2 separate regions of the Homo sapiens genome follow, and region 1 is linked to region 2. Evidence: chromatin loops called from intact Hi-C (ENCODE). Cell type or tissue: heart right ventricle. All regions are shown on one strand. Each heading gives the region's core, and the rest is flanking DNA. Links, peaks and the distances in the headings are about the cores only. Region 1 overlaps PPP1R12B (protein phosphatase 1 regulatory subunit 12B). Region 2 overlaps PPP1R12B (protein phosphatase 1 regulatory subunit 12B).

What was found. Peaks named below come from ENCODE experiments on the same cell type or tissue, not always from the same donor. Only the 100,000 strongest peaks of a DNase experiment are listed, where the experiment ranks them.
Region 1: it touches region 2 in a loop (3.0-fold over the local background); 53 of 110 quality-filtered maps call a loop at or near these places.

The regions. Positions count from the first base shown.
Region 1 is chr1:202,512,316-202,527,665 of GRCh38, forward strand. All of the region lies in intron 18 of PPP1R12B (protein phosphatase 1 regulatory subunit 12B), which reads left to right. It overlaps LOC124900426 (small nucleolar RNA SNORA70), which reads right to left and starts at 15,124; the gene lies at 14,995-15,124. RefSeq lists a silencer at 4,026-4,320. In heart right ventricle, for the core only: no CTCF peak of the experiment used is centred there; no DNase peak of the experiment used is centred there; H3K27ac peaks cover 1,759 bases.
Region 2 is chr1:202,561,961-202,577,310 of GRCh38, forward strand. It overlaps PPP1R12B (protein phosphatase 1 regulatory subunit 12B), which reads left to right. Exons shown (of 24, transcript NM_002481.4): 20 at 818-962; 21 at 2,483-2,587; 22 at 5,818-5,871; 23 at 7,187-7,237. Among named protein-coding and RNA genes, the nearest start is that of SYT2, 140 kb to the right of the region's middle. RefSeq lists an enhancer at 5,712-6,384 and a silencer at 9,801-10,095. In heart right ventricle, for the core only: no CTCF peak of the experiment used is centred there; no DNase peak of the experiment used is centred there; H3K27ac peaks cover 2,500 bases.

The sequences.
Region 1 (15,350 bases), core at 4,223-6,722, 50 kb before region 2:
GTGCTGAGTTTCTGATGGTAGGTGTGGAGAGAATGGAACAATGTAAGAAATATGAAAACTCAGCAGGATTTGATGTTTTACTAGATGTGGATGATAAAAGCATAAAGAGCAGTCCCAAGGTATTTGGGAAGATGCATGGAATTGGCTTTGGAGCCAGAAGACCTAGGTTCAAAGCTTGTTGCATCTCTTATTAGCTGGGTGGTCTTGGAAAAGTAATTTAACCTCTCTGAGCTCTGAAAGTTCTTTAATCTGTAAAAATGAGATTATTATCCTTGTTTTGTAGGCTTGATACAAGGAACAGCAGTAATAATGTATATAAAGGGTTTAGCACAGTGCCTACATTTGGTAAATTTTTAAATAAATAAAGGCAGCTCATATGGTAGTATTTCACCAGTCTCCTCTCCTCCCATCTTTGAGCTTTCATACATGGTATTTTCATTCTCTAGAATTCTCTTCCTCTTACTTTACTGCCTCTTCCTCTCCCTACTCCACTTTTTAAAAACATATTCATGTTTTAGGTTAAGCACCACCTCCTCTAAGAAGCCTTCCTTTGACCCCCTCCCTGGACCAGACTAGGTTTCCCCTAGCACTGTGAATTTATCTTTAATATGGAGTGGTAATCATACTATGTTGTATTTGCCAACTGACTGAACTCCTTGAAGGCAGGGTCTGGAATGAGATGGAGTCTCATTCCAGTGCCCAGGCTGGAGTGCAGTGGTGCAATCTCATGTCACTGCAACCTCCACCTCTTGGGTTCAAGCAGTTCTACTGCTTCAGCCTCCCAAGTAGCTGGGATTATAGTCGTGAGCCACCATCCTTGGCTAAATTTTGTATTTTTGGTAGAGATGGTGTTTCACCATGTTGGCCAGGCTGATCTTGAACTCCTGACCTCAGGTGATCCGCCCGCCTCAGCCTCCCAAAGTGCTGGGATTACAGGCGTGAGCCACTATGCCCAGCCTGTTTCTTGTTCATTATATTTACAAGAATATCTAGTATTTAGGTATGTCTTCTGTGAATAGAGAACAATGCAATGCATGATATTCATTTTTTATTATGATGACTGCATAGATAATATGCCATTAATAAGATTGAGAATTCAGGAGGAAGAATATGTTTGGGGATGAAGATAATGATTTTGCTTTTGGACATGCTGAGTTCAAGATACCTATCAGACATAAGAAAGTAAATGTCCTATAGGCAATTAGATACATGGGTATGAAGTATAGGGAAGTTCCAGGGCTAGAGATAAAGAGTTGAAAGGTATCAGCTTGCTGATAATAGTTTTAAGCTATGAAAAATACATTTCCCAAGGTTAACTTTTAGAGCAGTGATTCCCAACTTCTTTTCTTCCCCAGAATTCTGATGGATATGAGGTACTCACTGTGTAACTGTGGTTCAATGTCTCAATGACTCTGAAGCAAAGGCAAGCAAAAGGAGCATGTTTCCCAGGGAAGGCCGATTATCAGAATGATTGTGGGGTGCTAAGGAGGGCCACTGCTATGAAAAGAGTACACAGTTTAGAACAGAGCCAGGGCACACCACTGTTTGAGATGGCAGAAGGGGAGAGGTACCTATGAAAGAGATCAACAGGGAAATGATCAGAGAAGAAGGAAAAGAGCCTGGAAAGGAGAGTTCTGCTTTTAGCTCTTGGAGGAATTGCCAACACTGCTTTACACAGTGAATACTCCCACCAATAGTGTATAAGCATTTCCTTTTTTCTGCAACCTTGCCAGCATCTGGTTTTTGTTTTGTTTTGTTTTGTTTTGTTTTTTCTTTTCTTTTCTTTTTTTAACTTTTTACTAATAGCCATTCTGACTGGTGTGAGATGGTATCTCATTGTGGTTTTGATTTGCATTTCTCTAATCATCAGTGATATTGAGCTTTTTTTCATATGCTTGTTGACTGCATGTATGTCTTCTTTTGAAAAGTCTCTGTTCCTGTCCTTTGCCCATTTTTTAATTGGGTTTTGTTTTTCTCTTGTAAATTTAAGTTTCTTATAGATGCTACATATTATACCTTTGTCAGATGCATAGTTTGCAAATATTTTCTCCTATTCTGTAGGTTGTCTGTACTCTGTTGATAGTTTCTTTTGCTGTGCAGAAGCTCATAAGTTCAATTAGATCCTACTAGTCAATTTTTGCTTTTGTTGCGATTGCTTTTGGTGTCCTCGTCATGAAATCTTTGCCCATTTCTATGTCCAGGATGGTATTGCCTAGGTTGTCTCCAGGGTTTTTATAGTTTGGGGTTTATATTTAAGTCTTTAATCCATCCTGAGTTGATTTTTGTGTATGGTGCAAGGAAGGTGTCTAGCTTCAGTCTTTTGCATATGGCTAGCCAGTTATCCCAGCACCATTTACTGAATAGGAAGTCTTTTCCCCATTGCTTGTTTTTGTCAGCTTTGTCGAAGATCAGATGGTTGTAGGTGTGCAACCTTATTTCAGGGCTCTCTATTCTATTCCATTGGTCTGTGTGCTGGGTATATACTCAGAGGAATATAAATCATTCTACCCTAAAGACACATGCATGCGAATGTTCATTGTAGCACTATTCACAATAGCAAAGACATAGAGTCAACCTAAATGCCCATCAGTGACAGACTGGATAAAGAAAATGTGGTACATATACACCATAGAATACTATGCAGCCATAAAAAAGAGTGAGATCATGTCTTTTGTGGGAACAAGGATGGAGCTGGAAGCCATTATCCTTAGCAAACTAATGCAGGAACAGAAAACCAAATACCACATGTTGTCACTTATAAGTGGAAGCTAAGTGATGAGAACTTATGAACACAAAGAAGGAAACAACAGACACTGGGGTCTACTTGAGGGAGGAGGGTAGGAGGAGGGAGAGGAGCAGAAAAGATAACTATTGGGTACTAGGCATAATACATGGGTGATTAATCTATGCAACAAACCCCTGTGACACAAGTTTACCTATGTAACAAACCTTCACATGTACCCCAGAACCTAAAATAAAAGTGTTTGTTTGTTTTTTTAAAAAAGAGTAGTATTCAACCAAACAAGGGAATGAAAACTTTCAAAGACTCAATGTGACAGAAACTTAACTTCTTATAACTCAAGCATAAAGGCTTATGTAGCTAGAAAATCTGCATATTTAGCCTGGCCTAGCTTTAGGCATAGCTAAATCTAGGAAGCTGAAACTTTCAGATCCCTGCTGCCTTCTTTGCATAGGCTTCAGAGGAAGAAAGACCTTCCCTATCCTAGTGTCCATATATCTTTTTTTTGTTTTTTGTTTTGGTTTTTGCACACAGGATCTTGCTCTGTTACTCAGGCTGGAGTGCATGGTGTGATCACGGGTCACTGCAGCCTCTACCTCCTAGGCTCAAGTGATCAGCCTCCCAAGTAGCTGAGATGATAGATGTGTGCCACCATGCCCAGCTAATTCTTTTTATTTTTTGTAGAGATGGAGTCTCACTGTGTTGCCTAGGCTGGTCTCAAACTCCTGGGCTTATGTTGTCCTCCCACCTTGGCCTTCCAAAATGTTGGGATTACAGGTGTGCACCACCACACCTGGCCTCGTAGTGTTGGTATATCCGATTGACCTTTCCTGGATCAGATGAACTTCCCTGAACCAATTTCTATAGCCAGAAATTAGATGAGATTTAGCGAGAGAGGCAGTGAAGCCTGAACCCTGAAACCAAGTTTAATTCAAGTCCCTCCTCTGCTACTTACTGTGTAACCTTGCCAAATTATATACTCCCTGTGTCTCAGTTTCCTTAACTTTAAAATAAGAGAAATCATAGTACTTATCACATAGGTCATTTCTTTAAATGAGATAATACATACAAAGTGTACAGAACAGTGTCTGGCACATAGTAAATTATCAATAAATCTTAGCCGCCATGATGATCATAATGATAACAATAGTGGTAGTGCTGGTCATAGTGATGAAGAAGAAACAAGAGCAGCAGCTACCACTTGTTATAGGGGTAGGGTTAGGAGAGGGTCAGCTACATGGAATAGATTCCCCACAGGAAATAGGGATTCTGTTATCAAAAGAAGAGAAAGAGATAAAGGGTTGGAAAGATAAATTATAGCTACCAATAGTCCTCTGTAATCACATCCAGTAGTTTGAGAGCTGAAGAGTATCTCGTAGGTTTGCCAGTAAGGAGATGTTGCTGACTTGTGAGAGCAGTTTGGTGGAGTGGGGCTGGGGAGCATGAAAGGATGATATCTTCTCTTTGTGACTCATCTGCGTATAACGATTTTGATGGATTTTCTGGGAATTAATAGTCTTTGGTTAGTAGCCATTTGCCTTGTGGGCAGAGCTCCAAGATAGTTTGCCGTTAAAAAAAAAAATCCTCATAAAGGCTTAAACAGGGTTCAAACAGATCTAATCGTCATATCATTTGGCACATTGTGGTACCTGATTCCATCTAAATTGTTTTCCCCTAACAATCCTTAGTCCACATTTCTGCTTTCTCTCCTTGTTAAGAATAGATGGCAGGTCAACATTCTTGCCTACTCCTGCAAGAGCATCTTGAAGGAATGAAAGGCAATTATACTTCTGCTGCAAAGGAGCATTTTCCACATGTTATGCTAACAGTTATGAAAATAGCTAGTTATTGGATTAGTTAGTGAGGTGTGATTGTCAGTTTTCATCAGGTTCTCATTACTGGTAATGTTGCCCAGACCTACATTTTTTCTCTGAATATGCTTCTGCCTTTTCTGTGTCTAGCTTACTTGTTTACAAAATGTTTTCAGAGAGAAAGTCTAATTCAGGGTTAACAAAGTTCTGCTAAGTCACCCCAAGATTATCTGGGCTAAAAACTTCTTAGTTTTTACAGAGTACAGTTGTGGAAAACAGCTCTTAAGAGTTTCTGGGTTAATCTAGAATGATTTCCTAAAAGAAAAGTTTTAGAAGAATTATTAAAGGAATTTTTTCCTGCCAGCTCTCCCCTCCCAAATTACAGCAGCACCCACAGACAAATATCACAAATAAAACAAAACTATATAACAGATAAATATGAAGAAAGAATGAGGAACTGAGAACTCTAGCCTCCAACTTTACCATTAATAAAAGCACATTACAGTGTTCCAGACTTGCTCTGTGAATAAGCTGTTCTCAGCTATGTATTTACGTTAGTTCCTTAAGTTCCTTCCAGAATTTATTTCCTAAAAATATTGGGGCTTTTATTGTTACTGCAACCCACAACTGACCTTTCAGGAATAAATTAGATTTAGATAGTGATTATTAGAAAGCTATTTCAAAATAGACAATTAACATGCATAAGAAAAAGTGTGTAACCTTACTGGTGTTCGAAACTATAATTAAAATTATAATGAGGTATCTTTTTTTTTTTTTGAGACAGAGTCTTGCTCTGCCACCCAGGCTGGAGTGTCATGGCGTGATCTCGGCTCACTGCAACCTCCGCCTCCCAGGTTTGAGCAGTTCTCCTGCCTCAGCCTCTCAAGTAGCTGGGATTACAGGCGACCACTATCATGCCCCTCTAATTTTGGTATTTTCGGTAGAGATGGGGTTTCATCATGTTGGCCAGGCTGGTCCTGAACTCCTGACCTCAGGTGATCTGCCTGCGTCAGCCTCCGAAAGTGCTGGGATTACAGGCGTGAGCCACTGCACCCAGCCAAAGTAACATTTTTTTACCAGTCATGATAGGCAAAGACTTTGAAAAGATAATGCCCAATTTAGCCAAGAATGTGGTGAAATGGGCCTTCCCATATTTTACTGTTGGGAATGCAAATTAGTCATTATTTTCTGAGGAGCAAATGGCTAGATTGACAAAAGTCCCAAATTGACCCAGAATAGCCCCCTATGAAAATGTATCTCTGGGAAACAGTTCTAAATATGGGAAGGAGGGGGATTTTATGCACAGAAATTGTTATCACAAGGTATGTTATATATAGGCAGCTCTGTAAATATTCATTCTACAAATACTTGAGTACCTACTATATGGAAGGCTATTAGGCACTATTGAACAAAACAGATTTAGCTCGTTTAGCTATTTATAATAGTGGAAATATTGGAAACAGCCTACTGTCCAGTATTCTGGCAGTGGTTAAGTATACTATGATTTATCCATCTAATGGAACACTATGAATCATAGTTTGCTTTACCATTCCCCACCAGCTAGCCATTTAGGGGTGTTTCCTTAAAATAGAGTGGATTATAAGGCAGCCATTTAAAAGTGAGTTACAAAGATAGTATAGTAACTTGGATAAATGCTTACAGTATAGTATTACTAAATGAAGTAGATACACAATTGTATATGTCATCTGATTACAACCATAAGGATGTAGCAGGCCCAGGTAAAGAGACCAGGGAGAAAGTGAGCAAAGTGTTAGCAGTGGTTGTATTTCTGTGATGAGACTAAATGTGACTTTTTTTCTGCTTTTCTTTATTTCCCAAATTTTCTTTAATGAGGCCTTGTTATTTGTGTAATTTTTCCCCCCTTAAATGCTTTGGTAACACACTTAGAAAAAGTTTGCATGAAAGTGAAGACTGCTCAGTGGCTATTTCGTGAACTGAGTGGGAATTTTGTCAGAGAACTTTATCCCTCTCTTTTGACTGATTGGCTATTTCAGCTCTGGTGGAAGTATGCAATAGTGGATAGAAATCTGCTGGACACTCACCCTTAATATAGTCTGTCTATACATATATAGCAGCGTTGATGCAATACACTGTGCCTCACAAATAGCAATGTAGATGATAAGATGCTTTTTGTTGTTTTTTTAGAAAACAGTATGTCTTTAGTATGTTATTTGAAGACTCGGGATTATGGCTAGCTGTGTGCCAACTTTCCATCCTTCAGACCTATAAAATCTGAATCAGTTTGGTTTTTTACTGCATTGTGGTGAAATTAAACAATTCACATAAATTTTTATTGTGGCTGATAGTCAAGGCTCTAGGAAGCTCTGAGATTTAATCTTGAGTTTTCCTTGCCACTTCAACCCAATTAAAAAATTTTTTTTTTTCTTTTTCTTTTGAGACGGGGTCTCACTCTGTCACCCGGGCTGGAGTGCAGTTGTGTGATCTTGGCTCACTGCAGTCTCCGCCTCTAGAGTTCAAGCAATTCTCATGCCTCCACCTCCTGAGTAGCTGGGAGTATAGGTGTTCACCACTACACCCAGCTAATTTTTTTTTTCTGTATTTTTAGTAAAGATGGGCTTTTGCTATGTTGGCCAGGCTGATCTCAAGCTCCTGGCCTCAAGTGATCCGCCCACCTCTGCCTCCCAAAGTGCTGGGATTACAGGCGTGAACCACTGTGCCTGGCCTCAATTTAAAAATTATTAATCCACTCTTAACTTCCATTTAGTGGAACTCCAATTTTATTCTTTCTTTTCTCATTGTCTTCCCTACATTTCTGTTCACATGAAATTTCTAATTGTACAGACTTTGCAGTGTGCAGAGTCAAATCTCTCATATCCTGTAACTTTGCTGCATGCTCCTTAGTTTTTTCTTTATCTACACATATATCTGGTCAGTTTGATACATTTTTTTCTTTTTTGGTCTTCTCAGCTATTAGAAACAGACATGTTTGTAGAAAAGAACTCTTACCATTTGTTGCGTCTGGGACTTGTGTGGAGGGTTTTTGTTTTGGTCTGGGTTGGTTTGCTTTTTCTATTTAAAACTTAGATTGTGTGTACACCCACACAGAAACTTCATCCAGCTACCAGGCTATTCCTTTGTAGAGTGGTGATCAAACAAAAATATGCATCTGGTGATTCTTTCATTTGATTTGAAAACTGATTTCAGAAACACATTATTTTCTTCTTTTACCTGGCAGATTATTTCTGAGCAAGCTGAAGAATGGAGGACTCAGCCTACTTATAAAGTACCAAACTGTTAAGGTCACAGAAAATTATTTCTGGAAGGTACATTAGAAGTTGTTCTAGCCCAACTCTCTTATTTTACAGATGGAAAACCTGGGGCCCAAAAGAGGGCCTGGCTTAGCCTAAGCTGTACAATGACTTAGTGGTAGAAAATGAACTAGAACATTTCTGAATTCCCAGTCCAGCATTCTTTCCACTAAGCTGATGGCTGTCTTCCAGGTGCAGGAGTGCAGGTTGGTACTTATTACAGGACTCTGCTGGCTGCAGTGGCTCTTTCTGGTGCTGTGGAAAGTACCCTCTTCTTTGCTCAGTCTGATTCCATTTATGGGAAGCAGTGGTGGAGTTTGTACATAAGATTTACAGTAAAGTCTGCTGCTGTCCCAAGTTTCTTAACCTTTTTAAAGTCATCTTCCTTCCATTTCTGATTTCCTAGTACATCTATTATTTATTTCAATGTAAACAAATTCCAAATAATGGAAATTTGTCTCTACTACAGCTTATTCAAGTTTGAACTTTGAGTATATATGCTAATGTTTACAGACTGGTGAGATCAGGAAAATTGAACTGCTGTTATTTCAAAAGTGAAAGCTACTCTGGGACTTCTAGGTCAGGGTGGCAGAGTGAATACTCCTGAATCTTATTCCTCTCATTCAAAAACAGAGAAATTATGCATAAATATTTTTAAAGGTTTTAAAAAATACATAGTTATTCTTAAAAATAAGAAAGAAAAGTCTCTTTGGGCCAGTAATAGAAAAGCCACTATGATGGCAGGGGATCGGGGGGTGCTATGAATGGATATGGGCAATTGGGACCAGGTTTTTTTGCAATGATCCTGTCTGTGCATGAACCCAGGACCCAAGAGCACAATACAAATAGGAGCTGGGCTAATCTAACTTATCCCAGCAGTGTCACAGCCAGGAATAAGCTGCTTGTTCCTGACCAGAAGTAAAGAAGAATTGGCAGTCACAAGCAAGCGCAGGAAACCACTCAAGATAGGACTTGGACCCAAAATACTTTTGGGCTAAAAATTCAGAACTGGGCTACCTAGGAGGAAAGAAGACCCAGAGCTACCAACTTAAGGTCTGGTTCAAGGTTGGCACATTATCAGATTTAAGCTGAGGCAACTTAAAACTGCCCTATAGATACAGGTACTTACATTTTTTAGTTATCATAAAAATTGAGCCCCCAAAACATTACAAAGAACCCAGTAAAACCTAAGATCATGAAAAAGCAGTCAAGAGAACCCAACAAATGAGAGAATTTATACCTGAGAAAAGAAGAACAATCTGGTGAGAGTTTAAAAATAAGTTAAAATTCTCAATATATGTACAGAAGAAGTTAGATTTTACAGAATGAAGAACAGATAATGAAACAAGAAGAGAAAGCTGTGAGAAAGAAGCGTTTAGACATCTTGAAGTGAAAAATATTATAAATACAATATTGAAGTAAAAGAACAGTTAGACTGCACATACTTTCTATAGCTTAAGAGAAAATTACAGAATTAGGAAATAGAACTGAGAAAATCTTTCAGAATGCAGTTTAGAGAGAGTTAGAAGAAAATGAAAGAGAAAGATGGACATGAAAGATGACCTGAGGAGCTCTAACATACATCTGCTAGGAGTTGCAAAGGAGAAAAAAGAATGAATAAAAAAGTGGCAATAATAATAACAATAACTGCAGCTAAGAATTTTTTCAGAAATGAAGCTGAGTCTTCAAAATAGAAAATGCTGCCATATGTAACACAGGATAGATAAATCCACAACTACATACATGATAATAAAATCGTAGGAAATTAATGATAAAGAGAAAATCTGAAATTCTGAATACAAGTATAAGAAAAAATTCTGAATAATGGAATGGTAGTCAAATTGGCAGTAGGCTTTGGCAACAGTAGATACCAGAAAACTGACTAGTATCTTCAAAGTGCTGTAGAAAAATAACTGTGAGCTTCCAGTTTCATACAGTGGTTTATATACAGAGTGGGAGCAAAATAAACACATCTTCAGATACACGAAGCTAAGTTTTCAACTCACAAACTCTTGGTGATAAAAGAACTAAAGGATGTTCTTCAGTAAAGAGAAAAATAAATGCAGAAAGAAGTGGAATACTAAAGCAAAGAGTGTTAAAATATGAGCTAAAGCTAATATGCTTCAAAAGCTAGAACTAAATCTTAGCAATAATAATATGGTATTAAAGATGTAAATGTGTGCTAAAGTCCTTGTTTTGAGTAGAAAAGATACAGATGAATGTTATAGACTTTTAAAAAATATATATTTAAATAAGTATGTTAAATATAAGGGTATCCAGTATAGTAATAGAAATATAGAAATAGAAGGTACAAGTCCTTAATCAGTAGGGGAAAGAGAAAAGATAGGTAATATTTTAAATGCTTTCACTCCATTCAATAGAGGGCAGGAAAGAAGATAAAAAGAAGCAAAGGAAAAACATGGAAATAGGAAATACAAAATAAAATATGTAAGTAGTCATAATATAAATTAATCTACAAAGCCAGAGAGATAGTCAGATTATCCTTCCATATGCTGTTTTCAAAGTAACACTGAAAGATAAAAAAATACAAGTATAAGACAGGAAAAATTTTCTCTTGGTTACCACCAAGTGAAAGCTGGCAGCATGAACATCATTTGAAACATGAACATGTTTTTGCTTTAAAACAGCAAATGACAGAAATATATGTCTCACTTATAAATAAGGAACAATCCATGAAGATGATATAAAATGACTCTAGATACTGAAAATATACTCTCAAAATATATAAAACAAAACCGACAGAATTATCAAGAAATAGCATATCCACAGTCAGTGTTGCAGATTTTAACACACCTCTCTTAGAAACCAGTATATCAAAAAGTCAAAAATACTCAAGAACATAAAGAATTTGAACAGCATAATTAACCAGCTTAATCTAACAGATATATAGCACACATAGGGCGTGTGTATTGTGACCATGCTAAATGAAAAGTCAACATTCACTCATTCATTCAACAAATACTTATTTGTCCAATATTTGCCAGATATTGTTCGAGGTTCTTGGAATCCTTTAGTCAACAGTATAGACAATGATCCTGACCTGTTGAAGTGTACATTCTAGCAGGGAGTAAGATGAAAAGGCAGACAATAAACAACAAACATAATAAAGTATGTGTTAGACACTGATGCAATTTGGAAAAAAAACTAGAAAGGAGAATTGAATAAAGAGGATTGGATGGAGAAAGTACAGGTTGTAATATAAACAGTGGGTCTGAGTATATCTTATTGACAGGTTGAGATTTAAAGAAGCAGAAGGAGTTAGCCACAAAGATATCTGAAGGAAGAACATTTCTTCAGATGTAGTGTAGTGAGGTCCTCTAGCAAGAGGGTACAGCTAGAGCAAAGGCCATATGGTGGGAAAGTACTGACACATGAAATAAATGACAGGTGAGAGTAGCAGGAAAGAGAATCAGATCATCTGAATGCAGAGCGTCATAGGCCTTTGTCATTTACTATGCACAAAATGAGGCGCCATTGCAGGATTTTGAGTAGAGGAGTGATGTGATCTGACTTAAGTTGTTTTTTTGTTTGTTTTTTGTTTTGTTTTGTTTTTTTGAGACGGAGTCTTGCTCTGTTGCCCAGGATGGAGTGCATTGGCGCCATCTCGGCTCACTGCAAGCTCCATCTCCCAGGTTCAAGCGATTCTCCTGCCTCAGCCTCCTGAGTAGCTAGGATTACAGGTGCATGCCACCACGCCCAGCTAATTTTTGTATTTTTAGTAGAGATGGGGTTTTACCATGTTGGTCAGGCTGGTCTCAAACTCCTGACCTTGTGATCTGCCTGCCTCGGCCTCCCAAAGTGCTGGGATTACAGATGTGAGCTACCGTGCCCGGCCAATCTGACTTAAGTTTTAAAAGAATCATTCAAGCTACTCTGTTGAGATTAGACTTCAGACAAAGGTAGCAGCTGAGCAGCTATTTCAGTAATCCAGGCAAGAAATGATGACAGGGGCTTGGATCACATGGTAGCAATACAGTTGTTGAAAGTTGGTTAGATTCTGGATATATTTGAAGGTAGAGCCAACATTTCCTGGAAGGGCTTGTGGGATGTGACAGAAAGAGGGAGGAATTTTAGATGATTCCAAGGTTTTTGACCTAAGCAACTGATAGGATAGAGTTGCCATCAACTGACATGGGGTAGGCTACAAATGAAGCAGGTTGGGGAAGAAAACTAGGAAGCCAATCTTATTTATTTATTTATTTTTCCCATAGATTTTGGGGGAACAGGTAATCTTTGGTTATATGAATAAGTTCTTTAGTGTGATTTCTGAGATTTTGGTGCACCCATCATCCAAGCAGTGTACACTGTACCCAATGTGTAGTCTTTTATTCCTTACCCCCCTCTCACGCTTTCCCCTGAGTCCCCAAAGTCCATTGTATCACTGACACCTTTTCGTCCTCATAGCTTAGCTCCCTCTTATGAGTGAGAACATATAATGTTTGGTTTTCAGTTCCTGAGTTACTTCACTTAGAATAATGGTCTCCAATTCCATCCAAGTCACTGCAAATGCCATTATTTCATTCCTTTTTATGGCTGAGTAGTATTCCATGTTGTGTGTATATATATACCACAATTTCTTTATCCACTCATTGATTGATGGGCATTTGGGCTGGTTCCAAATTTTTGCAATTGCAGATTGTGCTGCTGTAAACATGCATGTGCAAGTATTTTTTTCGTATAATGACTTCTTAGGAATCCAATTTTATTTTTTTATTTTTTGGACAGAGTCTCACTCTGTCACCCAGGTTGGAGTGCGGTGACGCGATCTTGGCTCACTGCAACCTCTGCCTCCTGGGTTCAAAGTGATTCTCCTGCCTCAGCCTCCCGAATAGCTGGGATTACAGGTGTCCGCCACCACACCCGGCTAATTTTTGTATTTTTAGTGGAGTCGGGGTTTCACTGTGTTAGCCAGGCTGGTCTAGAACTCCTGACCTCAAGTGATCTTCCCACCTTGGCTTCCCAAAGTGCTGGGATTACAGGTGTGAGCCACCACACGTGGCCAGAATCCAGTTTTAGATATGTTGGTTTGAGATACCTGTTAGATTTCCAACTGGAAATTTTGGCAGTTTGGTTATACAGATCTGCCAAAATGCTGTGGAGTATTTAGATGATATTTAAAGCAATGAGACTGTATCAAATAACAGAAAGAAAATATAGAAAAGGGAAGAGGGCCCAAGAAGTATCTGGTGTCCTTTCCAGTGTGAGTGAAAAAAAAAAATGTATCATGAAAGAGGTAGTTGTCAACAGTGTTAAATGTTGCTGATAGGGTCATATAAGATGAAGACTAAGAACTGACCATTGATTTTGATAACATTATGACCTTGATAAGAGTGGTTTTGTTCGAATAGTGGGACAGAAAGCCTGACTGAAGTAATTTTAAGCCACATTGAGAAGAGAGGAATTGAAAACATTGAGAAAAGCTTTTTTTTTTTTTCTTTTTTTTTTTTTAGAGAGAAGTTTTTCAGGAAGGGGGGTTAGCAAGGAAATGGAGTGGCAGCTTTTGGGGAGAGTCAAGAAAAGGATGTTTTTTGTTTTGAGATGGAGTCTTGCTCTGTTGCCCAGGCTGGAGTGGTGCAATGGTGCAATCTTGGCTTACTGCAGCCTACGCCTCCCAGGTTCAAGTGATTCTCCTGCCTCAGCCTCCCGAGTAGCTGTGATTACAGGTGCCCGCCACCACACCTTGCTAATATTTTGTAGTTTTAGTAGAGACGGGCTTTCGCCATGTTGACCAGGCTGGTCTCAAACTCCTGGCCTCAGGTGATCCGCCTTGGCCTCCCAGAGTGCTGGGATCACAGGCGTGAGCTGCCACACCCATCCAGAAAAGGGTGTTTTTTAAGCTACATGTTTGCTTGTGAGAATGATCCCAATGGAGAACAACAACAACAACAAAAAGATGATGTGGGAGGAAGAATGGAGAACTGCTGTAATGAGGTCCTTGAGTAGGGTCTAGGGTACAAGTTGAAGGATTTGACTTCAAATAGAAGCATGTTAGATTCATCAATGGTAACAAGTGAGGAGATGATAAATGGTGGTTAAATGTGGTAATAGTTTGTGGAAGTTCTTTTCTGATTGCTTCAGTTTTCTTAGTGAAATAGAAAGCAAGACCAGCAGCCAAGAAAGAACGTGAGGAAGGAGGTGTTGGGTGTTTGAGTTAAAAGGGAAAGGGGTAAAGTATTTATCTAGGAAAGTAAATGGACTAGGGAAGTATCTGTGTGTGCATTATAGTCCACTAAAGGTTCAAAGTAATGAATTTAAATTGAGACCAATGAGCATGGTTGTATGTTTTTTTCCAGCCACATTTAGTTGCACAGGTGCGGGTGTGGAGTAGGCAGAAAATTGGATTTAAACAAGGTTATAGTTTTGCCAAGCACTATGAAGGGAGAGAGGGGAGAGTGATGATAATAATGATAAATCATGGAATGTAAGCTCGATAAAGAGGAGAGTGAAGGGACATCAAGAGCATGAGAGACAGTGGAGATTTCATGAGGTTGAACAATGAACAATAGTTCAGGATCACCCTAGTAGAAAGAATAAGCTGGAAAGATACGATGTGGAGATACAGAATTGAGATTATGGAGGGGTTATAGTTTTTTGTAATGGCAACAAAAAGTTAGCTGAAGAAGAAAAGAATACTTCTGAAAAGTATAAACTTCCTTGTAGATACTGCATGGGTAAGGAGGTAATTATAATGAGAATTACAAAATAGTTAGAGCTGAACAACAATGAAATTACTTCACATTAGATCTTGTAGAGTAGCTAAAGAGAGAAAACTGTAACCTTAAATACATGTTTAAGGTTAAAAAATTAGAAAAAGTGAAAATAAATGAGCTAAGCTTTCAACTCAAGAAGTTGAAAACAGAGTAAGCCCAAAGTAAGTAGAAGGAATGAAATAAAATAAAGATAAAAGCAGAAATTAATGAACAGAAAACAGAATAGCAGTAGAAATAGTGTTAATACCAGAAGCTGATTCTTTGAAAAGATAGAAAATTCAATAAGCCTTTTTATTTTCCAATGTCCACCTTGACTGCAGTGTTCTAGGACTTCTCAAAGGCATCTTACATGCTAGTCTGGGGCCTGGGATGCAAACAAAAACAGATCAGAGGCAGTTATTTTGGCAACAATAGGGAGAGAGAAGAGTCTTCAAGGTCCCTTAAAGCAACACATAGAACAATTGAGCTGCATACATAACCAGGGCATCTACTTTTTCCAGCTGCTGCACACTGAGCCCCATCAGGGAGGGTAAAATGCAGTAAACCTTTCAAAAGCTGATCTAGAGAAAAACTATAGGTGAAAACAAATAGTATTTGGAAGAGAAATAGGGACAAAATTAAGATAAACATATTTAAAATATAAGATTATTTTGAGCAACTTTATGACAATAAGCTTGAAAACTTAGTTTAAGTGGACACTCTTCTGGGAAAATATAAAATATCAAAATGACTTAGGAAGAAATGGCAAAACAAAGAAGTCCCGTAACCTTTAAAGAAA
Region 2 (15,350 bases), core at 4,576-7,075:
CACTCTGCAGGGCTGATTTCAGTTTCATATGTGCTGCCTTTTAATTTGGAAAGAGCAAAGTCTGAGAAAAATATAAACCAGCGTTAAGGATTTAGGGTGATAGTTGTACACTTAAACAGGTAATCAGCTGAGAGATCCTTCCCTTAATGAACTTACCAATACTGGAAATAAAACCACTATCAACTCTAAGAGCTCAGTTGCTAAAATATGTCAAAATTCTAATCACAGGCACAGCAGTCTTGATGTGGAATATGGATAAGATGGTAGAAAACTAGCTATTTGGGCACTGTGTTGGTATCCCTAAAATGTTTGGGATTCCAGCAAACCTGTAGAGCACCTAAAAGGCATACGTAGCATGCCCTAGTGGCCATTTCATTCCTATTCAACCTCCAGCTCAGATCTCTAAGTCCACATGTTTCTGATTCATTGACAGTTCATTGTAATCATTTTTCCAAGAGCCATTGAAATTCAAGAAATCTTTACTTTTAAAAGCACACTTTTGAGGGAAGCTGTTCAATCCTAAACTAATATGAAAAGCTCTTAAGATTTAAGTCAGCTCATAGGTCCAAACCACTAATTTTTCAATAAGCTTCATTCTTGGCAAATGATGGTCAGCCTCCCTCTCCAAGCTCGTGCAGTTTAGCCCTGAGGTCTGGGAACGCTGGCAGAGAGATTGAAGGAAAGAATGTTATGAGTTGTTTCTGGCCAGGGCTCCGAAATACTTCTTAGAAAAGGCGCAAACTACCCCTGAGCATTACCTTCTCCCCACTACTTTGTTCTCAAAACCAATTTTTATCTTTAATATTATCTCCCACAGGTTGGAATCGGGAGGTAGTAATCCTACAACCAGTGATTCTTACGGTGACCGGGCTTCAGCAAGAGCCCGTCGGGAGGCCCGGGAGGCCCGCCTAGCCACCCTGACCAGCCGTGTAGAAGAAGACAGCAACAGAGATTATAAAAAAGTAGGGTCTTTATTCAATTTTCCGGTTCTTTGGTGACATGTAAACCTCTCAGCCTTCCTCCACCACACCCAGAAAAATTACCATAGCTCTGAATAAGCAGAAGAAAAGGCACTTAAGTAATAATAATTCCTTGCAGTTTTCTGGGTTTACTTCACCTCTCCAAAAAACTAGATAAAGACCCCTTCAGATATTGAGGTGTTTTGTTTTGTTTTTTGAGACAAGGTCTCATTGTTACCCAGGCTAAAGCGCAGTGGTGCAATCATAGGTAACTTCCCTCTCAAACTCCTGGGTTCATAGGGTCCTCCTGCCACAGCCTCCCACATAGCTAGAACTATAGCCATGCACCACCACACACGGCTACATTTTTTATTTTTTATGGAGATTGGATCTCACTATATTGCCCAGGCTGGTCTTGAATTCCTGGCCACAAGCAATCTTCCCACCTCAGCCTCCCAAAGTGCTGGGATTACAGACGTGAGCCACCATGCCCAGCCATATGTTGCTTTTAGTGCAGTAAGTGTATAGTTAGAATCAGGTATTTAGAAGTGTAGGGAAAAGTAAGAAATTAAGAATATAAAAAGGGTGAAAAACCTAATGCTGTCTCTCTGAGCCCCTGAGAATCATTTGGTAGACTGTTATTTTTAACAAACATGTGCTTCTAATAAGGTCCTGTGAATATCAACTAAATACTACTTGGTGTTAGTAAAAAAAAAAAAAAAAAAGAAAAGAAAATCATCATCACTTTACAGTTTATTTCCTTTTTTCTTGTAGAATAGTACCTAACTCCAAGAGTAGACTTAAAAACCTTCCCTTTCAGGTGTTTGCGATACCAGGAAAAACTATTTTTGTAAAGAAAATATTTAGGATGGGCATGGTGGTTCATGCCTGTAATCCCAGCACGTTGGGAGGGTGAGGCAGGATGATCACTTGAGCCCAGGAGTTCCAGACCAGCCTGGGCAATATAGTGAGACCCCCATCTCCACAAAAAATTGAAAAATTAGCTGGGCATGGTGGCTCATGCCTGTAGTCCCAGCTACTAAGTTAGGAGGATTGCTTGAGCCTGGGAGTTCAAGGCTGCAGTGAGGGGTGATCATGCTACTACACTCCAGCCTGGGTAACAGAGCAAGACCCTGTCTCCAAAGGGAATAAAGAGTGCTTGTTCTGTTAATGTTTTGTTAAGCAGAACTTGACTAAAATCAATATACACAGTAGACTGGTTCCAAAAAAAAATTGTCTTTTTCATTGCTCTTTTAAGCAATGAAAATGTCCCATAGTAATGACTGTTTTTCCCCCAGAGATTAACATTATTGAAGTTGGAGCATCATCATTCTCTTTCTGTTCATCACTTTGAAAAAGCAAGAGACCAGTTGGCTGAATGTACTCTGCTCCCTACCCTTCCTTCATTTTCTCTCTCTACCATATAGTGGTGGCTTGGGGCACAGAGCCCTGGGCATTCTCATGTGATGAAATGGTGTGAGTTCTAACGCGAACGCTGATCCTCTTTTTTCCCTCTCCTCTAGCTCTATGAGAGTGCTCTGACTGAAAACCAAAAACTGAAAACAAAACTTCAGGAAGCCCAGCTAGAGCTAGCAGATATAAAGTCCAAGCTTGAGAAGGTGGCCCAGGTAAGACGGAAGAAGAAGAAAAAAGATGAGAACCAAGGGTTGATGTAAGGAAGCAAACTAGACTAGGGATCTAAGGGACAGGAAGTAAGATAGAGTCAAGATCAGGCCTTCTCGGGGCAATGAGATAGAAGCTTCTTAGATTCTAATTTATTTTAGGTTTCAATCAGTGTTTAACTTAAAAAGGAAAACTGATAATTCAGTGAACAATTCCTGATGGTCTGAATGCTAATAATTAATACTATGGCTCATCATCTACTTATTTATTAGTAGAAAAGCATAAACCAGCACTACAAAGCTAGTCCTAGACAGTTCCTCTTGTCCTGTTCATTATGTTTCAGTTCAGTTTATCTACACTTCACCTCTTGGAGAGAGATAAGCAAGACCCTATTAAACCTAGGGCAGAGAGATAACAAATTAAGCCTAGAGAAGTAAGTGGTTTGCTTAGGCCATATAACAAATCAAGGGCAAAGGTGGTGCCACAACATAGGGTTAAGTCCCAAAGCAAAGATTCTGTAGCATATGTTATCTCCCCAAGCCACCACTCTTTTTCAGCCTACAAATAAGGAATATTAGTGGCAGAAAGACTGATAAACTATTTCCTCTCACTGCCAGGTTTGATTTAATTAGATGATGCTTTAGAGGATGCTGGAGGTAATAACCTTGTCACCAGTGAAACAAACTCCGCAGCTGAAAGCTAAAGCAAGCACTGCTTTTGGTTATTGCTGAGTTATCAGGAAACCTATTGAGTTATTTCCCTCCTAGAATGCCTGGGGACTTAGAATTTCGAAAGCTGAACTGAAGTAAAAATGATTCTTTAGCAGGAAGGCTTGAAATGAAAACCAGAGGTGGCTAGTCATTCTGGCAATATGACTGGCTATCCAAAAGCAAAGACTAAAATGCTAGGGTTGTACAGTACCAAATACATGGAGTTTGGAGGGCAGGGGTGTTGATTACCCTCTAAACATCCTATTCTAACCCCTCTGGAATTGCATGAGCAGGAGGGTGCCAACACTTGGAAGACAGCCCCACAGAGCTGCGTAGGACTCCAGCAAGACAGCCAGGACACTCACTTTCTGGAGAAGGGCTTACCCAGGTGTAAAATGTGAACTGCCTGTCAGTTTAGAAGAGCCACCCCCTTTTTCCTGATTATAGTAGCCCAACATGGCTCTACTGGAAATTTCTGAGACTTACTGCAACACAAATAGATAATAACTAGGCTTAAAGTGATTTTGTGGAATAAGAAAAGTAGGTTTCTAAATCTAAAAGAGAAAAATACACACATAGCTATAGCCCTGCCATAAGGCAGCGGGGTGGACTGAATAAATCTCACTCCAACATTATTGAGCCAGGCAAAAAAAAAAAAAAGTCTCATTCACAGTAGACCCTCAAAAGAAATCTGGGGCTAATTTTTATTCTGAATGGCGCCACATATTGGCAGTGGTTTATAAATACAGATCTTATGCTGGTTCTTGTCAGTTATTACTAGGATTGTTTTACAGAAAATTAAAGAGCAGTCATGTGAGGAACCACAGGAAGAGCAGTTTCACCTGCTCCCCACTCTTCTCAGCGGAAGCTTCTGACAGCATATGTCTTGACCTTTAGGGGTTCTCAGCATTTCCACCAGCCCATGCCTTAGAACAGTGAGCAGTCTAACAAGCTGCTGACATTGACTTGCACAGAGGGCACTGAAAATAAAATCAGCCTTTCCAGTTGCTGGGGAAAAGCATTTACTCTCTGGCCCACTGCTTTGCTGGGTGTGTCAAAATATACTTAGTTTTGCCAAATACAAGTTATTGAAATTCATAAGAAATGGTGCTGCTACAAACCAAGTCTCTGCCATTTACCAAAAATGGAGTTGTTTGGCAGGACAGTGGAGGGAGGGCTTCTCAGCCTCACACATTTGTATGGAGACAGTTACCACATGAACATACACAATATTTTTACATAAAAGATCCACCCCAACTCTAAGGGAGTCAACATTAAAAACAGAACAAACAAAAAACTAGTTCTTTGTGTATATAAACCTTGAAAATCATGAAATCATCACAACTTCTACAGCTCCTCAGGCTTAGGAAAGAAAGACTTACGAGGATATTAACAAGCTGTAGGATCTATTTTTGCGTTTTTTTCTCTTCCTTCTGCTTCATAGTAGATGCAGCATAAAGGCAGACAGCCATGCCCTTCCAAACAGAAGGTGAAAGCCCAGGACAGGAGCCAGAATTCTGAGTTTTATTGTTAGTTCTGGCCATTCCTTAATTTTTTTTTTAAAAAAAGAAACTGCTGCAAGAAGACCAGCATAATTTCTATATTTATTTAAATGTTGTCTCTGCATGACACTAAGCAAAATAAAAATAATCACCCAGCAGTTATTAAATGTCTACTGAATGTAAGAAATTCTGCTGAGTTCTATGACCCTAAGGCCAAAAGGGACTTAAGGGTTTTTTATTCCCCTTTTAAGGAAGGGCCATTATCTGAGGTTATTCTGTTTTTTTTGCCGTGAGGCTAAGTCTTTTCAGCCCCTCTGCAAAATTTAAGTCAAAGATGATCTAAAATAAACATTCTAAATCTTTTATTCAAATAAAATTACCTTATCTGGAAGCCCAATATATAAGACAGATGAAAGTGGACTACCTCTGTTCAAAGCAGGGCAGATGCCATGAATGGACTCCTAAGAACCCCTTAAAGCCCACCCACATATGAAAACTGCTGCTCTAAAAGAAAAATGGTATCAATTCCCAAAACAGAAAGAATAGGGGAAAGGGGATTATTTAGACAAGTGCCATTGGCCTTAGACATTCTCGCTCAGGAGTTGCCAGCCTTTTAAAGAAAAGCCTTTTTTTTTTTTTTGTTATTTCCTCTGGGTTGTGATATTACTCATAGAATGAAGAGAGGAGAAGAATGGTGAGATGTAAAATTGTAATTAGCATTGAAGACCTGTGGAGAGAGAGAGAGAGAGAGAGATTGTGTGTTGTAAGTAATTTCTTTGTAATTTCAGGGAATACTACTACTGCCTTCCCCTCCCCAGAGGGAATCCTGCAAACTTCAGAGAGGTGATAATGTTAGGCTTAGAGATCTATCAGAACCTGTTTGCTGGGGATCCCTGCTATAGGGGAAGTCCAAAGTTTTACTGTTTATTTCTAGATGTCTAGTAGTGAAGCTGAACTAGACTGGGCGTTCTACTGGCCCTTAGACAACTTAAATAACAACTGTTTTCCTTCCATTTGCACCAGCAGAAACAAGAAAAGACCTCTGACCGATCATCAGTGCTGGAGATGGAGAAACGGGTATGCGCATGTCTGTTTCCCCCTCCACCCCATTTCATCTCTTCTTTCTGACTCTCTCCCACTTTGTTATTCATGCCAATGGAAAAAGTCCATCTTAAGAAGGAGGGAGTTCTGCCACATTCCATTCCCAGCTTGATGATAAATTCTTTTTGTCTGACTCTAGGCAGTAATTTGATTGCTAGTCCTTTTGATTTCCTCAGATGGTCAGTACTTTCCACATATTTAGTCTTAGGGTGGGAAGGGTCCTTGGAAGGTCATCTCGTACATTGTTCTGACTGTGGGCAGAACTGCATACACACACAACCCATAACATTTTGGTTTACTGTAAATCATTGCATACACACACACACACACACACACACACACATCCAAGGTCTCTTTACCGTTTTCATAACCTTGAACAGAAAGGAAGCTTTCAGTGGGACCCTCTGCCATTTAGGTCTTACGACTTGAAACATGAGCCAACACAGTCTTTCACTTATTTTGACTGAGGGGAGGATTTCTGGTTCAATTGCTGATCTCCTCCCAACTGTACTCAGAATATTATTCTGGGATTTTACATTCTTGGATTGGGAAAATTCAATTAGATTTATTGATGGACCCTAGCTTTGATTTGGCCCTGGAGATATAATATGTTCCCATCTGTCCTGTTGTTGTCTGTTTAATTTGGAAAGCAGCTAAGTTTTACATTTTATTCCTTTGGCCTGTAACCAAACTTCCTTGGTATCCCATCTGATCAAAAACTCCTCATTGGGTTTAGGCTAAACCAAGAGTCAGTTGCTGGGAAAGAGAAATGGAACGGGAGAGAAGCAACTACAGGGGGAGGGAAGAAACTAGGGGGAGAGATGCTGTTTCTTAGACAATGATGTCTACTTCCCGGCTCACCATCTGCTCCTCATCATGAGAGAAGCAGTTTCCTAGGAATTTAGGGAGAGCATTACTGAAGATAATGATGCCTTTTTGATAATAGAGAGCAAGGGCCCTAGTCACTTGCAGACATTTGAAATTCTATGAAATCTTCAACCTGCACAGAGTAACTGAATGTCTTCTTCTGTTTGCATATTAGCAAGTTGCTTCTCCATATATCTACTGATTTTATGATAGGAGATTTAGATAATGTGATTTTTATCAGTGAGGTAGCTCCATCTTACAAGTGGCAGGATCAGATAGTGCTCAGATCTCCTGAGTAAGGTTTGCCTGAGTCAGCAGACAAACCTTTGACCGTGAATCTGCTGATCACACAGCAGCTGGGAGGCAGCATTTTTACTCCCTTCTGAATTCAATAATGTTCAACAGTCTCATTGTTCCGAAACAGGAGAGGCGAGCCTTGGAGCGCAAAATGTCAGAAATGGAGGAAGAAATGAAGGTATGAAGAGATTTTCTTTCTTTTTGTATGCCTGTTCTCTGAATGCCTGCCAAGACTGGATATTTGAGCATAGGCCTGCCCCCTCCAGATTTCACTACAAACTCAATATCTGCAAGAAGAAATGATGTGTAAAAAAGTGAGCATCTCTCCTCAGCCATTTCCTAGGCTCTCTCAGCTCACACAACATCCATTGAGGACACCTTAAAGGCATTCTAGGAAAAAATACTGCCTTTGGTTTAAGGAGAGGTCTTGGCAGGCTTGAAACAAACTTGAGTTTAACTTTTAAGGCTTTTCAAGCAGTATCTTTGCCCTCTAGAGGGTAAATGAGAAGGCTAGAACAAGTTTTCCAGCTCTGGGAGCCTCCCATTGGGTGCCTGGGGAAGCCTGAGCATGGCCATAAGCTTTCTTCCCTGGTGCCCCTCCCAACCCATCCCTTTGCTGGCAAGAACACAGATTGAATCATTCTGCAGCAAAATAAAAATGTATTCACATATTGATTTCCTGCCCCAGTACATTAACTCTGAAATATTCAGGGATGCTTGGCACTCTCCCACTAGAATAAGCTCATGCCACCAGATACACTTCACAGCTCACTACTTTCCTTTCTCTCCTCACCATGACCTGCAGTGACCATCACCTCCATTAGCCACTTTAATGGACAGCTGCCATCCTGGGCAGTTTTGAGTGCTAAGAACTGGAAATCTACCCAAAGCAGTCAATTTGCTGCCATGGGAGGCAGTGGGGCAGGGGGAGGGGAGGAGGGTGAAAGGGGCAAGATGGATACAGAGCTGCAGGGAATATAGAGCTGGTCAGGGTAGCCACCTGGAGATTATTTTGAAACATCTGATTCCTGCAATGCATGATGACACATGCCCATAATCACTTAGCACCTACTCAGCTTTTTTCTTTCTTCAGGCATCTTATTTTACCAGATACATGATGCCAAGCATTCATTTGGTGAGACAGGGTTATTCAACTGGGAAGCCAAAGCACTGGGATAGTATTAGGCAGATCCCCAAATGTCTTTCTATGAGCAAGCATCCCTAATATGCAGTTTGGGAGAGACATTTATTGTTCCAGTGGCCTAAATAGATTGGTTATTTATTGAAAAAAAAAAAACTTTTTAAGACCTGTTGAGGTTATAGTTTACACCAGATCTGGTGCTCATAATCAATCCTGTTACTCTATAATTCCAGAATGAAGGAGAAATGCTGAGCCTTGCCCTTGCATTTCCTACCACTATCCCAAGGCTGTAACTGTAACATTCACATAGAATTTTAAGCAATACCTGCTTATATCTCAAACATTTTAAATCTTCCAAGTTGATTCAAGCAGCAAGAAATAGAAATAATAAATAATTGATTCTCATGAGATGGTAGAACAGTATGCCCTAGCACCTAAACTTCTGCATCTTGTGATTTTTTTCAAACGCACCTTACTACCACACAGAAGTATTCTCTCCCGCTTAGAGCAGTGAGTTATTAGAGATAACCAGTTCTTTTTTAATTTTTAAGAGATGGAGTCTCGCTATGTTGCCCTGGACTTGAACTCCTGGGCTCAAATAATCCTCCCATCTCATCCTCCCGAATAGCTGGGACTACAGGCACGTGCCGCCACACCCAGCTGAGCTAACTGTTTCTTGATGAGTGCATATCCACAGCTCCTTGTTGCATGGAGGCTCCTCCATTTTTGAAACCTCCTGAGTTATACCATCTGTACTCTGCTGTTAGGCAGCTGTCAGTGTTCCTTATTAAGAAATGTCCTAAATGCTGATCTAGAGCATGTAATTGAGGCAAAAGCTAGAACCTTTCAAGGAGTACCTGGGAGCCCAAAGCCAGCCTCCACTCACCAGTCATGGGGCTCTGTGTCACATCAAAGCAGGCCCACACACAAAAACCCAGAAAGTGGTCAAATTAGAGAAATTGAGGCCCTTTGTTATTTTTATTCCAATTCTAAATTTGGAATTATGGAAGCCCCTTCAGTGGTTCTAGTTGCCCTCAATTCTGTAGGTTGAGATAGGCTTACATTTTTTCTCTGTCTCTTTATGCTATCAGTCTATGATTTCCTAAACTAGATCATGAGTTCTTTCCTTTCCTCAAGAGATTATAAGATACGAAAGTGTTTGCTCTCCCCAGCCATAAGCCATTTGCCAGCAACTCTAAAATCAATTGTAAATTATCAAGTGGAGCCAGATCATGAATGTTTAGTCCCTAAACCAATAGGTAAGCTGTTGTGAGGCTGTTTTTTGTTTTTTTTTTCTCTTTGAGACGGAGCCTCACTCTGTAGCCCAAGCCTGAGTGCAGTGGCACAATGTCGGCTTACTGCAACCTTTGCCTCTAGGCAGATTCAATCGCTCAAGCGATTCTCCTGCCTCAGCCTCCAAGGAGCTGGGACTAGTAGTGTGTGCCACCACACCCAGTTAATTTTTTTGTATTTTTAGTAGAGACAGGGTTTCACCATGTTGCACCAGGTGGTCTCGAACTCCTGAGCTCAGGGGATCCACCCACCTCGGCCTCCCAAAGTGCTGTGATTACAGGTGTGAGCCATCGCGTCTGGCCAGGACTGATTTTTTTTTTAGTTAAAACATTCAGATTCAGTCAGGTGTCCATTATTCTCCATTATCCATTACAAAGCCAAATGAAGAAGAAATGCCTGTAAACTCTAAAGCCCCTAAACACTATTTGCTCAAATCAAAGCCCAATGCCAGGTTTGCAGATCGTCCAGCACCCCCTAGAGGACTAAGGGAGAAGCATCTGTGCCTCTGCATTCTCACCAGTTTTATTTTTCTGTCTGTACCTACTTGAAGACAAAAACTTCAAAGATGCAAATATATAAATATGATAAAATTGGTATGACTGGCCCTAAAAGAGTCTAAGAAAATACTTGTTTAGCTCTCAAGCTCTTCATTCAGACTATGGTTTATGGTGACCAACATTGCTAGAGTGATTAATAGCTAAAATCTCTCTGTACTAGGCAGCCAAAGGTACAGGTGACTGTCTGGCTGAACTGGGACCCAGTAGAGCTTGGGGCCAGTTGGTCATGCTTGTTGCATATTCATTTTGTACAGATGCTCAAACCTCCTTGGAGCAATCAGTAGGGAACAGTAGAGGGGGCTGATCTCCAGTGAACCCTTAAAAATATAGTAGGTTACTCAAGGAAAGAAAGTGACTTCAGTCCTATTTTTCTAACTCTACCAAATAAAGTACAAAGGCCAGGTGAAATGGGGGAACCATGAGATGGGCTAACCCAGATGTATATGTGGCTCTGTGGTTATGAGATGTGTTGTGCCTTTCTGGACTTTTATTGGAAAGGTAAGTATTTATGAATTCTCCTCAAGAGAAACTCCACCCAGATCCTAGATTGGAGTAGGATTATATGCCAACTTCTGACAGGTGTGCATGTCAGTGTGAGCTGTGCCAGGCCTGCACCTGGTCTTGGCGCCCACATCAGATGTGATTACTTCTCTACTGCATCCTCCACTCAGCATCAGCCTCCTTGTCAGACCTTCTCCCCTTCCTTTCCTAGGTCCTTGCATGAGAGGGACCCAGCAACCAATTCCTTTTTAGATTGGTCCTGGAATTTTTATTTTTCTTTGGAAAGATTACTAGCTGACCCTGCTCCTTAGCCCTGCCCTTGCCCATCCTGCGCTGGGCCCTGCCCCTTCTCCTCTCCTCCTTGCCTTGCCTTGTTTTCAATACTGCTTCCTATAGAACATTGACCAGATTGTTTCCTGCCTCTCTCCCTCATGCTGATAACTTCCAAATTCTTTCACCTTGATCTGCTTATACTCACTTGTCAGATTGAGTCACTTTCATCATTCATGTCTTTAATGTTATTCCCTGGGAGGTAAGTACCACTTCATACAATGACAATTATTTGATAATGATTATGTTGAAAGCTTTGGTCCAATGTCAACACCAAAGAAGGGTGAGAGCCAGGGACTTTCCATTGGCTTTTAAATTTGGTCCCTGCCCATTGCTTTAATCTTTTCCATATGCTGTACCATGATCTCCCTCCTCTATCCTCACCATGGCCAAGATGCTTACAGTGGGCAAGGAAGATTGCCCGGTCCTCACCCTCCAATGGCTACATGAGACAGTTTGGCTAGCCTACCTTTATTCCAAGGTGGTCATTCTTTCTCTTTGGTTAAAGAGATTCAGCAGTTTGTCTCTGCTTGTTTTTCCTTTTCACTGTTTTTCCCCTTCATGCTACCTTTCATTTTCTTGCTTCTTCACTCCCAAACAACTATAACTCCACTAATCTTTCATTTCTATCCTTCTCATCTTATAGATATGAGAGACTTTTCTCTGATACCTGGCCACCTTTTTGTAGTCATTATAACCCACAGGATTGTCCATCCTCATCTGTGAAACCCCATTTGCATAAAAAAATCATTATTCTCCTCCCAAAGAGTTGATGGTCTCAGTTTCGGGGCAGTGCAGATGACTACTTAGGAAGGACAGTAGCAGAGTCGGCAGGCCTTTGATATAATTCCAATTATTAAAGTCTTTAAATGTCTTATGGAATATGGGGTATCAGGAAGAATGTCTGTGGGCTGGTTATTCTGTTCCGCTTGCAACACTGACAGGCAGAAAGGGCTGGACTAGCACATTGGTCCAGCTAGTTTCATTATCATTGGGCTTTTATGGTTTCTCCAGCTTTTTTGCACAGCTATAATTTCCAGAGTATGAGTCTGTTTATGAACACCTTTAAGCAGCTCCCAAACTGCTTGAACTGAGACAAAGAAAGCATGATTAGCTGTGAATTTAGTGATGCATATAATCTTATAGCAGGTCAGAGACAGGTTAGCAGTTTTTGGATCCTGAAACAATCTCTCTGGACTGCAGAGGAAAACTATCAGGGTTAATGAAGCTTCCTACAAAGCAGGTTAGAGGACGATCCAGAGAGCTGACAGTTCTTTCTTATTTTGGTATGTGTAACTTTAACCTTCTAAACAGTACATGCCCCACAAAAAAAAAAAAAAAAAGCTTAAATAATAGGCCTCTCTTTTATTTTTTAAAAATAAATGAGGCCAAATGCAGTGGCCCACACCTGTAATCCCAGCACTTTGGGAGGCTAAGGCAGGAGGATTGCTTGACCTCAGGAATTTGAGACCAGCTTGGGCTACATAGCGAAATCCTGTCTCTACAAAAAATATAAAAATTATCCAGGTATGGTGGTGCATGCCTGTAGTCCCAGCTACTTTAGGAGGCTGAGGTGGGAAGATGGCTTAAGCCTGGGAGGCAGATGTTTCAGTTTTGTGCCACTGCACTCCAGCCAAGGTGACAGAGTCGGACCCTATCTCAGATAAATAAACAAAGTGAAAGAAGGGAGCTGAGTATGAGGGGAAGATTAGAGGAAGGGAGAGAGAAAGGGGCAGCAGCTAGATTTAAGAACACACCAAGTCCTCAGCTCTAATCTCAGTCATGATGAAGGGTCCCTGAAGTTATGCCTCAACCATGTTAATTTGGTTCAGAAGGCTCCAAACCACATGCTGGACTTTCATTCTCAAAAGCAATCCATATGTGCCTTTTGAGAGCCTGGCAGTTATATTCATATGGCATATTTAGATCTTAGCCAAGAATCAGACATAGCTCTCCTTCCCTGTTGCTTTTCTCCATCATCCTTCCACCTGCCACCCATTTGCTCCATGACTCCTGCCTTTCTCATTTCCTTTCTTGCATGCAAACTAAAAACAAAAACAAAAAGTCATGTGATTTCTTTGTCCTACTTTTCTCTCCTCTGGTCTGTCTTGTCTCTCTCTGTCTTTTCTGTCTGTCCTTTTCATGTCTCAATCTCTACAGAACCTCCACCAGCTAAAACAGATTCAAACCTTGAAGCAGATGAACGAGCAACTGCAGGCTGAGAACAGGGCCCTGACCCGAGTGGTGGCCAGACTCTCGGAGTCCATCGAGTCCTCGGACACCCAGGAGCTCTAGTTCTTGCCCCTACTCTCCAACTCACTTCCCTCCTCCACTACTCCAGGCAGGTTCAGTCTTCTTGTTAGTCCCAGAAGCTCTGTGCTCATCCCCTCCATCCGAGCCTCCATATGCAGGTTCCTGCAAAGCTTGGTTATCTGCAGATGGAAGCAGCCAGGACTGAGATCATAGAATGGGACATACCAGCCTAGGTCAAGGGAGGCAGTGAGAGAGACCTCAGCTGGGCTACCAATATATTCATTTGGTAAGGTCACCACATTAGCTTCTCTTCCCCTGGAGACTGAGTATGAATTTGTTCACTCAGCTACACATAGGTATACACGTGTATGTGCATATACCTGTGTACATGCACATATACATATTTCATTGACGGGGTCATTGCCAGATGGAAATTGATCTTTCTTAGCCAATAGCAACCCAAGTCCAACCCACTCCCCTGGAGCAACTGGGGTTGGGCCTTGGGTAACCAAGGGCAGGGGCTCTCAATCTTGGCTGCAAGAAACATCTAGGAGCTTTTAACGTATACCTATGGGTATATTTTAAACATATACATAGCTTTTAACATATACATATAGGGATGTCTGGGTCCATCCCCAAATAATCAGTGGTCTGGGTTGAGACCCAGGCATCAGTATTTTTTCAAACCTCTCCTATTGATTCCTTATACAACCATGGTTAAGAACCACAGCCCTTTGGATACCAGACAGTCCTCACGGCTGACAACATTACCGATGGAGAGGACTAAAACTCAAGGTTGGAACTGTTCCTGTCCAGCTCCACTACCAGCAAAAACACTCTGCATCCCATTATTCAAGCATAATTGGATAAGCATTCTTTGCCTCCTTCTGCAGTAGTCTTTGCTTTCTTCTCCCACCTTAGGAGGCATATCTCTCATTCCCGTCACAAATCTTTGGGCCCTAGGGATGTGCCCCTCCCTGTCCTTAGTGTGTGGGCTGTGAGGCAGAACACAGCCTATATAAATGAGACCCTCATGGAGCCAGGCCCTCTCTAATGAGGCCAGCTTTGCAAAGGATATGGCAGGCAGTGGAGCAGAGAGCAAGGATTTATTTTCAACTGAGAACCAAAAATGTGCTTGGCAAACTGGATCCTTTCCCTAGCTATGGATCTGAAAGACAAGCTCACAGACAACTGGTTTTTCTATCTCAAGATGGTATGATGGGGTCACCACTCCTCTGAGATGAATTTTTAATTGTCAGCAACAATCTAATTAGTCCTGACCAGAGCCTGTTCTTTCTTTCAGCCTATTTGCTTTTGCCTTCAGGGTTAGTAGCTGGCAACTAATATCCACTAGAACTGAATCACCCGAATTATCATAGGGCTGAGCTAATATCCTGCTGTAGATGCTATCATAGGCAGAAAGAAAATTGAAAGGCAAGTTCTACCATGGCCTGGCTGTAAGCAGCCACTGTTAGGTCCAGACTCCATGCTTTAAAGTTAGCCTCAAGATTCCTGGAAATTTTTACTTAGGCTAAACTAGGGACCCCCCAAAAGGTGTCCCAGTTATTTTTAGTATCCCTTTGTTGCAAGATAGTATAGGATATGGGGCAAAACTAGATCTCATGCTTTCAGTAGTTAATAACCTTAACAGTTGTCATTTATTTAAGGCCTGTGCTGAATGCTTTATATAGTTTTTCTCATTTATTCCCCAAAACAATTATTGTAAAAATGAAAAAAAAAAAACTGAGTCACAGATTAAATAACTTGCCCAAGGTCACTCCGAGAGTAAGTGGTAGAACCAAAATTCAAACCAAATATGTCAGGTTCCAGAGTGCAAACTTTTCACCACTGTAATATAAGCTGTCTGCATATTTGGCACAGTTTTCACCATTTGTTAAGCATGTGGCCCAAACAATGCAAGAAGGATCTATTGAGCAACTACACTGTGCCCCCAGCATTGCAGCTGAGGGAGGAAGGGCAGCATTCTGCTTTCTGAGCACTGTGACTTCCTTGTCAAAGCCTAACTTCTAAAGAGCCATTTACCTACCAAAAGATTTTGCTGCTGTAAAGAAAGCCATTGCCTGGTACATGACCATAGCAAGGGTTAGCAAACTGTGACCCACCACCAGTATGGCCCATAAGCCATACAAATAGTCAAAAAAGAAATCAAAAGAAGAATAATATTTTACGACATATGAACACGAACATTATATGGA